Regions from separate parts of the Homo sapiens genome. Here region 2 is linked to region 1. A link is an interaction called in ENCODE POLR2A ChIA-PET data of the cell type or tissue named here. Cell type or tissue: GM12878. All regions are shown on one strand.

Region 1 (5,000 bases):
CTATAATCCCAGCTACTTGGGAGGCTGACGCAGGAGAATCATTTGAACCTGGGAGGTGGAGGTTGCAGTGAGCCGAAATCGCGCCACTGCACTCCAGCCTGGGCAAGAGAGTGAGACTCCATCTCAAATAATAATAATAATAATTATTATTATTATTATCATATAAGGTAAATATTTGATGATAAATATAGGTCAATATAACCTGCTATGAAAGCATCCTGAATATCTCAAAATTAAAGAAAACTGATTTTGATACAATTAAAAAATGCCTTTCTTAGCCTCCCCTTATCTAATCAAAAGGAAGAAAGAATAAAAAGTCTCTACAGCACATAGAATCAGATTTCTTATATAATTTCTTATATAATCACTTTCAAATGGTTCATTCTGTAATTTTAGAAAACTTTATATCAGGCCAAACAATTTAAAAGCATATTTAAAAATTATTTATTTTGGCTAATTTCTATTGGTTTAATGTTCTTAACTTGGGTCTTCTTCCAAGCCATTCAAGTACAATAAATTTATGGACTACAGGAAGAAGTCCTACCCAAGAAATCGGAACCAGGAGGTGCACCAGCCACAAGGACAGGCCTCCATGATGGCAGACGCAGAAGAGGCTCAAAGGGCAGAGGCAAAACTACTTCCTTTTTATTATCTTGCCGGGTGGCTAAAAATGTAAAGTTCTACATGCTATTATTTCCTCACAACAGGCATATACATTGCTCTGGCATTTCTTCAGCCTGATTTTTCTAGAACATTGTTTCTCAGCCTTGGTTCTACTGATATTTTGGCCCACATAATTGTTATGGGGAGCTTTTGGGTGCATTGTGGGATGCTTTGAAGCATCTCTGTCTTCTACCCACTAGATACCAGCAGCAAACCCCTCCCAGTTTGCTAAAATTGTCTTTGGATATTACCAAATGTCTCTTGCGGGCAGGGCAAAACTGCCCCCAGTTGAGAGCCATGTTCTCGAGCACTGGTTCTTAAATTGGCTACATGTTGGAAGCATCTGAGGAGGTTTTAAAAATACTGATACCTGAGTCTCACCCTCAGAGATTTTGACTTAATTAGTCTGGAGTAGGCCTGAGGCACCTGGATTTTTGAAAGAGATTCTAATGTGCAGCCAAGTGTGAGAATCTCTGCCTTAGAGTTTATCAATACCATCAAGTAAGTCATTTAATCAATTTAACCCAACTCAAAAATGCATTGTATCTCTCCACACTAGGGTCTTCTTTATCTTGGTACCAGAATCAACATGATTAGGGGACATAGAAAGAAGTGGAGAAGGCCAGGTGTGACGGCTCACGCCTGTAATCCTAGCACTTTGGGAGGTCGAGATGCGAGGATCACTTGAACCCAGGGGTTCGAAAAGAGCCTAGGCAACATGGCGAAACCGTTTCTTACAAAAAATATGAAACTTAGCTGGGCATGGTGACACATACCTGTGGTTCCAGCTACTCAGGAGACTGAGGTGGGAGGATCGCTTGAGCCCAGGAGTTAGAGGCTGCAGTGAGCTATGATCTCACCACTGCACTTCAGCCTGGGTGACACAGGAAGATCCTGTCTCAAAAAAAAAAAAAAAAAAGTGGAAGAACTAGAAAAAGGTCAACTGTAGTTCTAATCTGCAAAGTTCTTTACCCTTTTAGGTGAACAGGAACTAGTGCATAAAAATTTATTTCAGCTTTAACATTGCAACTAAAAACACTCCAGTTTTGGAGATTTAGAAAATAAGCCTCACAGGTAGGAAGACAGAATTACTTCCTCACATGGTAAAATGCCAGCTCTACAATGAAGAAACTCTGGAGCTGCCATCTCTTTAATGGGCACCATTAAACCAGCCTCAGAGAAATGCCAAGTTCATTTAAAATAATAAACAAATCTGTGTGTGTGAAGACACCCAGAGGACCCACACAGGAACTGCAATCAAGACTTCTGTGTGTGTGGGTGGTGGAGGTGGGGTTCATCTTCAGATAGACGACACTACCAGGAACCTGTCAGGAGCTGACAGCAAAGCTTGATTCCTGTAAAAAAGCTCCAAGGTCATGAACAGCCCACATGCTTCCCTCCTGTCCATTACACCTCGGGGTCTTCTGCCAGCTTCCTCAGTGTGTTCAACAACACTGGGCCTGACTCCAACTTCTGCAGACAGTGGCACAGCACTGCCCCTGAAAGGCACTGTTCCCCTGGGAGCTAGACTGTGGCTACAGTATTCTCATCAAATGTGTGCCAATCTACTGGTTATGCCAACACACATTGTCTGTTGTTTTTTTGATAAGAAAAAAGTAAGGAGACACACACATGCATACACACATAATAAGGATTCTTCTCCCATTTCAGGAATAAGAATTATCAGTAACTTATGGCCAGGTGAGATGGCTAATACCTGTAATCCCAGCACTTTGGGAGGCCAAGATAGGTGGATCATTTGAGGTCAGGGGTTCAAGACCAGCCTGGCCAACATGGTGAAACCCTGTCCCTACTAAAAATACAAAAAATAAGCTGGGCCTGGTGGCGGGCACCTGTAGTCCCAGCTACTCAGGAGGCTGAAGCAGGAGAATGGTGAGAACCCCGGAGGCGGAGCTTGTAGTGAGCTGAGATCGCACCACTGCACTCCAGCCTGGGCAACAAAGAGAGACTCCATCTCGAAAAACAAAACACAAAACAAAACAAAACAAAAAACCACACACACACAAAAATTAGCCGGGCGTAGTGGTGAGTGCCTGTGATCCCAGCTACTGGGGAGGCTGAAGCAGCAGAACTGCTTGAACCCGGGAGGTGGAGGCTGCAGTAAGCCGAAATCATGCCACTGCACTCCAGCCTAGGTGACAGAAAATAATGAAAAAAAATAAATAATTGGTAACTTGTAGTAAGTGGTTAGGATGAGTACAGTACTTTACTATGCGCCATACATGCTTTAATCTTACTAACTCCTGACAGCACTGAAAAGCAGGTCCTATTAATGTCCTCATTTTATAGATAAAGTAATTGAGGCTTATGCAGTCTTAAGAAATTTATCCAAGGCAAAGCCAGGACCTGGACCTATTTCTCTCTGGCTCCAAAGCTGATGCTTTTAACCACTACACAGTACTGTCTCTCTGGTTCTCAAAAACAAAAAAACAAATCCCAATCAGTGATATGAACTCAACTCTACCACCTGTGAGTGTTTCAAGTTCTTACTGATTTGGGTTGGACAAGGTTAGAAGAAAAGTTTGTGGATATGGAGAGGATGCATGATACACAAATTTTGTTCCAGACTCCATCAACAAGACCACAGGGCACCGTGTATGTCTTTGAATCTGTCTGTTTTTGTGTGTGTGTGCATGTGTATATGACAGAGAGAGGAAACATTTCACAGAACATATGAACATATCCGGGAAAACCTGGTCTTACCACTAGTTTGTAAGTTCCAAGAGGACAGGGACTATTTCTATCAGCATTTATTCAGTCAGCAACTAATACTGAGTGCTTACCACTGGCCAGACCCTGTCCCATGTGCTGGAGATTCACAAATGAACAAAACAGACGACAGACATGGTTTTTTTGTTTGTTTGTTTGTTTGTTTGTTTGTTTGTTTTTAGAGACAGCATCTCGCTATATTGCCTAGGCTAGATGCGAATTCCTGGGCTCAAGTAATCCTCCTGCCTCAGCCACCCAAGTAGCTGGGATTGTAATGCCAGGCATGTGTCATGACACAGGTCATTCTTAACCAGTAATTATGCTGCCTCTACTAGATTTTATGCTAGTTGCATTTACTCTGTCTATAGCAAGGAAAACTAACTTAATTTTGTTTGTCCCTTTAACCTCAAAACCCACACATGAATGCCTAGTGAATAATAAGCACTTTAATATTTGCTGAATAAATGAATTGGTCAGCAGCATACACTTTAGCACTTAATTCAAAAGCTAAGTGAGATGCAAAATGTTTCATGTGCTTGAGCCTTGTTGCTCCAGCTAGTGTATAAACTTCTTAAGCACAAGGATCACATTATGTTTATATGTACCAAATAAAAGCATTCCATCTTAAGGCTGCTTCACAACATACCAGTCCCAGAATTTAAAATAAGCACACATAATTTGTACTTCCATGAAATTATTAAAGGTACTGACAATTCTATTAATAAACATCATTTGTTAAAAAGGAGGCTATCATATTTTGGCAAGTACTAAACTTTAGCAAATGCATATCTTCCCTGTTGTAGGGCATCTTTAAAATAAAAGAAAATGTCAAAGCCCGTGCCTATTATGAGACCCTTAGGAACAGTATAACATCTCTGGATTTGGGGGTTTGGCAGCTCTGGCAATGGTGGTCTCAAGAAAGTGAAAGCAAAACCTACTCCCCTTCCTTCTCTCCCTCCACCCTGGCCCCCAAAGCCTCATGTTTCATTACAAGCTGAGTGCCCTCAGACTTCCAAGTACCTTTAAGGTTTCTGTAAAACTCCTTTGAGCTTGTGGCAGATTTCAAAAAGTGGGCTTTTAAAATAAGCAGAAGAATTTTCTTTGGAGCTGTTAAGTAGTCTTGAACTCAAATATAGATTCTTGGCTTTGAACTAATTATCTATAACAAAAATGACAAATACGAAGCTGACCACTCTTACCCAATTGTTCTGGAAATTTCTGAAGCACTGTCAACCATTTTCACTGCATATAATATCTTCTCAGTGTAATTCTTCCCCATCTTCATTGAGGTTCTTTTAATATAATTTAACCCTTCTTAATATTAAGCCAAGTAAGGATTATAATAATAATCAAAACAAGTATTTGTCCCGGTTTTTATTAGATAGCCTATTTTCCCAAGTACAGATTATCCTAGTGAACTTCATTTTCCCTTTTAAAAATGTACATTCTATTCAGAATCTACAGAACTTTTAATTACCACATTTGCCTATTCTGCATGATCTGAGAGCTAACCTCTGCCCTTTGGTATTCTTTCACTGTAGTTACCCAACATTTTCCTTCTGAATGTAGATCTTCATATTCTTTTTTTTTTTTTTTTTTTTTTGTAT
Region 2 (5,000 bases), 330 kb after region 1:
AGGTGCTCCTAACCCTAAGTTTGTATGGTGGAGATGAGGAAAAGATCTGGGAAATCTTGGAAGTGACATGTAAGCTGAGACTGAAGGACATAACGAAATATTTAATCTGGATTCTAATATTTAGGATTAATTAGGGAAGAGACTGGCTGAGGAGAGGGCTTGAGGGAGGAAAAAGTGAGCTCTGGTTGAGGAAACAGTATGTACGAGAGTTTAGTGTATAGAATATATAGTGTATTTGGGGAGTTTGGGAGAAGGGAGGGAGTGGTGAGAGACGAGGCTGCAGAGATTAGTGGTGGTTGCCCCAGGAAGGGCAAAATAAACTATGTCAGGGAGTTTGGGCCTAATGCTCTATAACCCAACAAGCCAGCCACTGTAATATTTTTATATTTGAAAGGTGGTGACAAGTTTGACTTTTGTACATGACTTTTGCTGTATAATTTATACTTTTTTATTTTATAAAAAAAGCAACTGGATGGTGATAAAAGGGTACAAGCTTGACTGGGAAGAATTAGGGCCTCATTCCAGAAATATTTTAGGCATCTTAATTATACTTTTATATCTTCTGTAGTTACTGCTATGCATTTGAGGATGAGTCATAAACCACTTGCAAATCATTGGTCATAGGAATAATGGAATAATGTCTAAAAACAGCATGTTTTAAAACCTGTTTAAGGGAAGAAACAGCAGGGAGAGCATGCACACAAACTGAATCAGATAGACCCTGAGATGGAAGTTTTTGTCTCTCCAGTGTTTTCTTTTCAAAAGTAACAAGCTGTAAGAATTATAATACACCATATCTATGTATTTAACACCCATTTACTAAACACCAGCCATCTGCCAGGCACATACTAGGCCTAGATATTTTATATATGATAATATTTTATTTAGTTCTTGTAACAAACTTTTAGATTGCTGCTTTTTTTTTTTTTTTGAAACGGAGTCTTGCTCTGTCACCCAGGCTGGATTGCAGTGGCGCAATCTCAGCTCACTGCAACCTCTGCCTCCCAGGTTCAAACCATTCTCCTGCTTCAGCCTCCAGAGTAGCTGGGACTACAGGTGCCTGCCACCACGCCTGGCTAAGTTTTGTATTTTTTTTTTTTTGAGATGGAGTTTTTGCTCTTGTTGCCCAGGCTGCAGTGCAATGGCATGATCTTGGCTGACCGCAACCTCTGCCACCCAGGTTCAAGCGATCCTCCTGCCTCAGCCTCCTGAGTAGCTGGGATTACAGGCATGCATCACCACCACGCCTCACTAATTTTGTATTTTTAGTAGAGATGGGGCTTCTCCATGTTGGTCAGGCTGGTCTCGAGCTTCCAACCTCAGGTGATCCGCCTGCCTTGGCCTCCCAAAGTGCTGGGATTACAGGCGTGAGCCACTGCGCCCAGCCTAGGTTTTGTATTGTTAGTAGAAGCAGGTTTTCTGCCCTGTTGGTCAGGCTGGTCTCGAACTCCTGACCTCAGGTGAGCCGCCTGCTTCAGCCTCCCAAGGTACTGGGATTACAGGTGAGAGCCACCGCGCCCAGCTACTGTTTGCTTTTAAATGATGAGGAAATACAGGTAACAGGCAGGTAGCAGAATTGGGTCTCTAGCTCCAGTCCACTTGGTTCCCTAGCTCATGCAAGTACTTGATCTCACTCCAGGCTCCTTGCTGAAGAAGCGTTAAGATTTTGTTTGCACAGTAGGTATTATCACCAGTTGAAATGGCATCACTAAGTCTGCAAGATTTTCAGACTTTTTAAGTTAGTAACAGGATGCTGAGTTTTGGTATTTTCTCTGGCTTTTTAATTCCACATATCATTACCTTTTCCTTATTCTTTAGGCTTGGATATTCTGGAGGAAAAAGTGATGGGAGGAACATCATAAGAGAGAGAGAGAGAGAGAAAATGGGGAAAGGAGAGAGAGAAGGGAAGAGTGCAGGTGTTTAAGAAGAATGCACGAGCCACAAACTGGCACTCTACAGATGTTTTGCTTTGAACTGTGTTTTATCAGCTTTTAAATTAGTTGTTAATAGTTCAAAATCAAGATGTTTCATATAAAAATCCAGATTTCTGGCTTTTGTGACAGTGGGAAGATCTGACAGCTTCAGAGACCACCTTCCTGAGCAGCAGTTGGTTAAGCTCAGTATTATTGGCTGTGCCCGTATATTGGGCATGATCTCTCCAGGTCACTGTAGCTCCCAGTCGTTCCTGCTTAACTCATTTGTGGTTAACTGCTGGCCCCCTATAGGCATTTATGTTTTGATTCTGGGTCTCCTGTACATCATTGTGGTTGTCTGACTGAGCAACTGGTAAATCAGTCTTCAAATTTGGTGGGAAAAGTGAAAAATGGTAATTCCTAGGGTAGTTAATGTAGAATAACTGAAACTGTTGAATCAGTATCAGCACTTAGAAAATAAACTATTTTGGGCCAGGCACAGTGGCTCATGCCTGTAGTCCCAGCACTTTGGGAGGCTGAGGCGGATGGATCACAAGGTCAGAGGAGATCGAGACCAGCCTGACCAGCATGGTGAAACCCTGTCTCTACTAAAAATACTAAAATTAGCCGGGCGTGGTGGTGAGTGCCTGTAATCCCAGCTACTTGGGAGGCTGAGGCAGGAGAATCGCTTGAACTTGGGAGGCGGAGGTTGCAGTGAGCCAAGATTGCTCCACTGCACTCCAGCCTCGGCGACAGAGCGAAACTCCGTCTCAAAAAAAAAAAAAAAAAAAAGAAAACAAACTATTTTGGTAAATTTAAAATCAGCTAGATTATTGATAACTTTTAGGGTAAAAATTTGGGTATTCTGAAGTTTAATTTTTGTATATATCAAAGATATATTCTCAAGAGAAAATTATTATATTAGTTTGTTCTTTCCTGTTAGTATAGAAAATATGTTTATTCTTTGAAATAGTTTATTCATAATATATGTGGAAAGCTAACTGATTTACAAATCATTGTGCAGGCTAATTGTATGTCCAAAGTTAAGCAATGATATATGTCAAGAGGGAATTTTTTCATAACCTTAATTAAGTCTTCAAAGAGGAATGGCCAGTTTTAAAAACCACATTAGAGCTTTCTAAGTGTTTGATTTATTTTCCCTAGGAAAAATAGGAATTATATTTTTACCCTCCGATAGGTAGAAGTTTTCTTCAAAGACTGTAAAAGCACATTAATTCCTTGAGTTCATTTTCCCAAAATTAATAATTCATAGTTTCTATTAGTGCTTATGTAGTCAGATAATATATTCAGAAATAGTCTAGCCTAAAATTTGGTATCACTTAAAAAGAGTTCACTGGCTACAAAGTACTTTTACATTTTTGTTTAATACATGAGACAACCTTACTATTTAAATAGTGTTATTCTCTTTTATAGACTCTTTAGGTCAGATGACTAATAAGAGGCAGAGCTGCTTTAGCTTTCATATTTTTATTGCTACACCACATAATAATGAATTATTGCTACACCACATAATAATGAACAGTATGACTGCATTTGTTTTTCTTGCATGTAGTAAGTATTTACATGAGGTGTTTCTCTGCCTTCTTCTAATCTAAAGATTCTTTTCCTTTACCTTTGGCCATGGGTATTTTTAATTATTTTGAGGTAAGCAATTTTTAAATTATTGTATTTCTTAAAGTCAAGCCTGTATCTCCTGAATTCTTTGTCTGTCTGTGATGAGATTCTCATTTCTATTGCTGGCTTTTCACTTTTATGTTAGAAAGGCAGATTCGGGGAGGCTGAGGTGGGAGGATCACTTGAGCCCAGGAGTTCGAGGCTGTAGTAAGGTAAGAAGGTGCCACTGTGCTCTTGCCTGGGTGACAGAGTAAGACCCCATCTCTTAGAGAGAGGGAGGGGTTGGATTTTTTTTTTCTGCTGAGTTTATTGTTTGTTTGCTTGTTTTTCATTTTTCACTATTGGAAACCTAGTTGAAAAGGTATGTATTGAGCCTGTTGACCTTGCAAAGGGTAGAGAAATTGACCTGATAGAAATGTCTCTGATCTGTTTATGTAGACAAGTTATTTGGCAGTCTAATTCTTTTTTCAAAAATTGTGGTAACATTTGCATAACGTAATATTTATCATTTTAATCATTTAAGTGTACAGTTTAGTGACATTAAATATATAATGTGTGTAGCCATCACCACGATGTAAATGGTATAAACCCCAAACCTTTTCATCATCCCAACATAAACTCTGTCCATTACACTGTAATTTCCTATTTTTCCCTCCCCTGAGACCCTGGTAACCTCTATTCTACTTTTTGTTTCTATGAATTTACTTATTCTAGATTTAAGTGGAATCATATATTTGTCTATCTGTGTCTGGCTAATTTCACCGAGTATAATGTTTTCAAGGTCCATCCATGTTGTAGCAAATGAATGAAAATTTCACTGAATTCTGTGGCTGAATTTTATGTGTATAACCACATTTTGTTGATCTATTATCCATTCATCTGTTGATGAATGCTTGGGTTGTTTTTACATTTTGGCTATTGTCAATAATGATGCAATGAACATTGGTATACAAATAATCTGTTCTAGTTCCTACTCTCAGTTTTTGTTTTAAATATATATTTTAGGTTGGTGCAAAAGTAATTGTGGTTTTTGCCATTACTGTCTAGGAGTGGAATAGCTGGGTCATATGGTTTTATGTTTAACTTTTTGAGGAATTGTCAAGCTATTTTCCACAGTAGCTGCACCACCTACATTCCCACCAGCAGTGTATGAGCTTTCTGTTTTTTCCACATTCCTGCCAACACTTACTATTATCCATTTTATTATGCCCATCTTAGGAGGCATGAAGTGATATTTCATTGTGGTTTTGATTTGTATTTTGCTGACTAATAATGTTGAACATCTTCTCATGTGCTTTTTGGCCATTTGCATATCTTCTTTGGAAAAATGTCTATTCAAGTCCTTTTGGTAGGCGAATTGCAAGTGGACAAGTTAGCCTGTCACAGTTTCATGGACACTGGCAAAAGACATGAAATTCCTGGGCCAAAGACAAAGGACTTTATTACTCAAGG

What was found. ChIA-PET counts read pairs that join two places held together with the same protein. Peaks named below come from ENCODE experiments on the same cell type or tissue, not always from the same donor. Only the 100,000 strongest peaks of a DNase experiment are listed, where the experiment ranks them.
Region 2: POLR2A ChIA-PET joins it to region 1 with 5 read pairs; 6 of 35 experiments call an interaction of 5 or more read pairs at or near these places.

Annotation. Positions count from the first base shown.
Region 1 is chr5:119,312,742-119,317,741 of GRCh38, reverse strand. It overlaps a transcript of TNFAIP8 not described here. Among named protein-coding and RNA genes, the nearest start is that of TNFAIP8, 41 kb to the left of the region's middle. In GM12878, a CTCF peak has its summit at 1,902; a DNase peak (open chromatin) is centred at 2,031; H3K27ac peaks cover 3,316 bases.
Region 2 is chr5:118,980,392-118,985,391 of GRCh38, reverse strand. All of the region lies in intron 1 of DTWD2 (DTW motif tRNA-uridine aminocarboxypropyltransferase 2), which reads left to right. Among named protein-coding and RNA genes, the nearest start is that of DTWD2, 5.7 kb to the left of the region's middle. In GM12878, no CTCF peak of the experiment used is centred here; no DNase peak of the experiment used is centred here.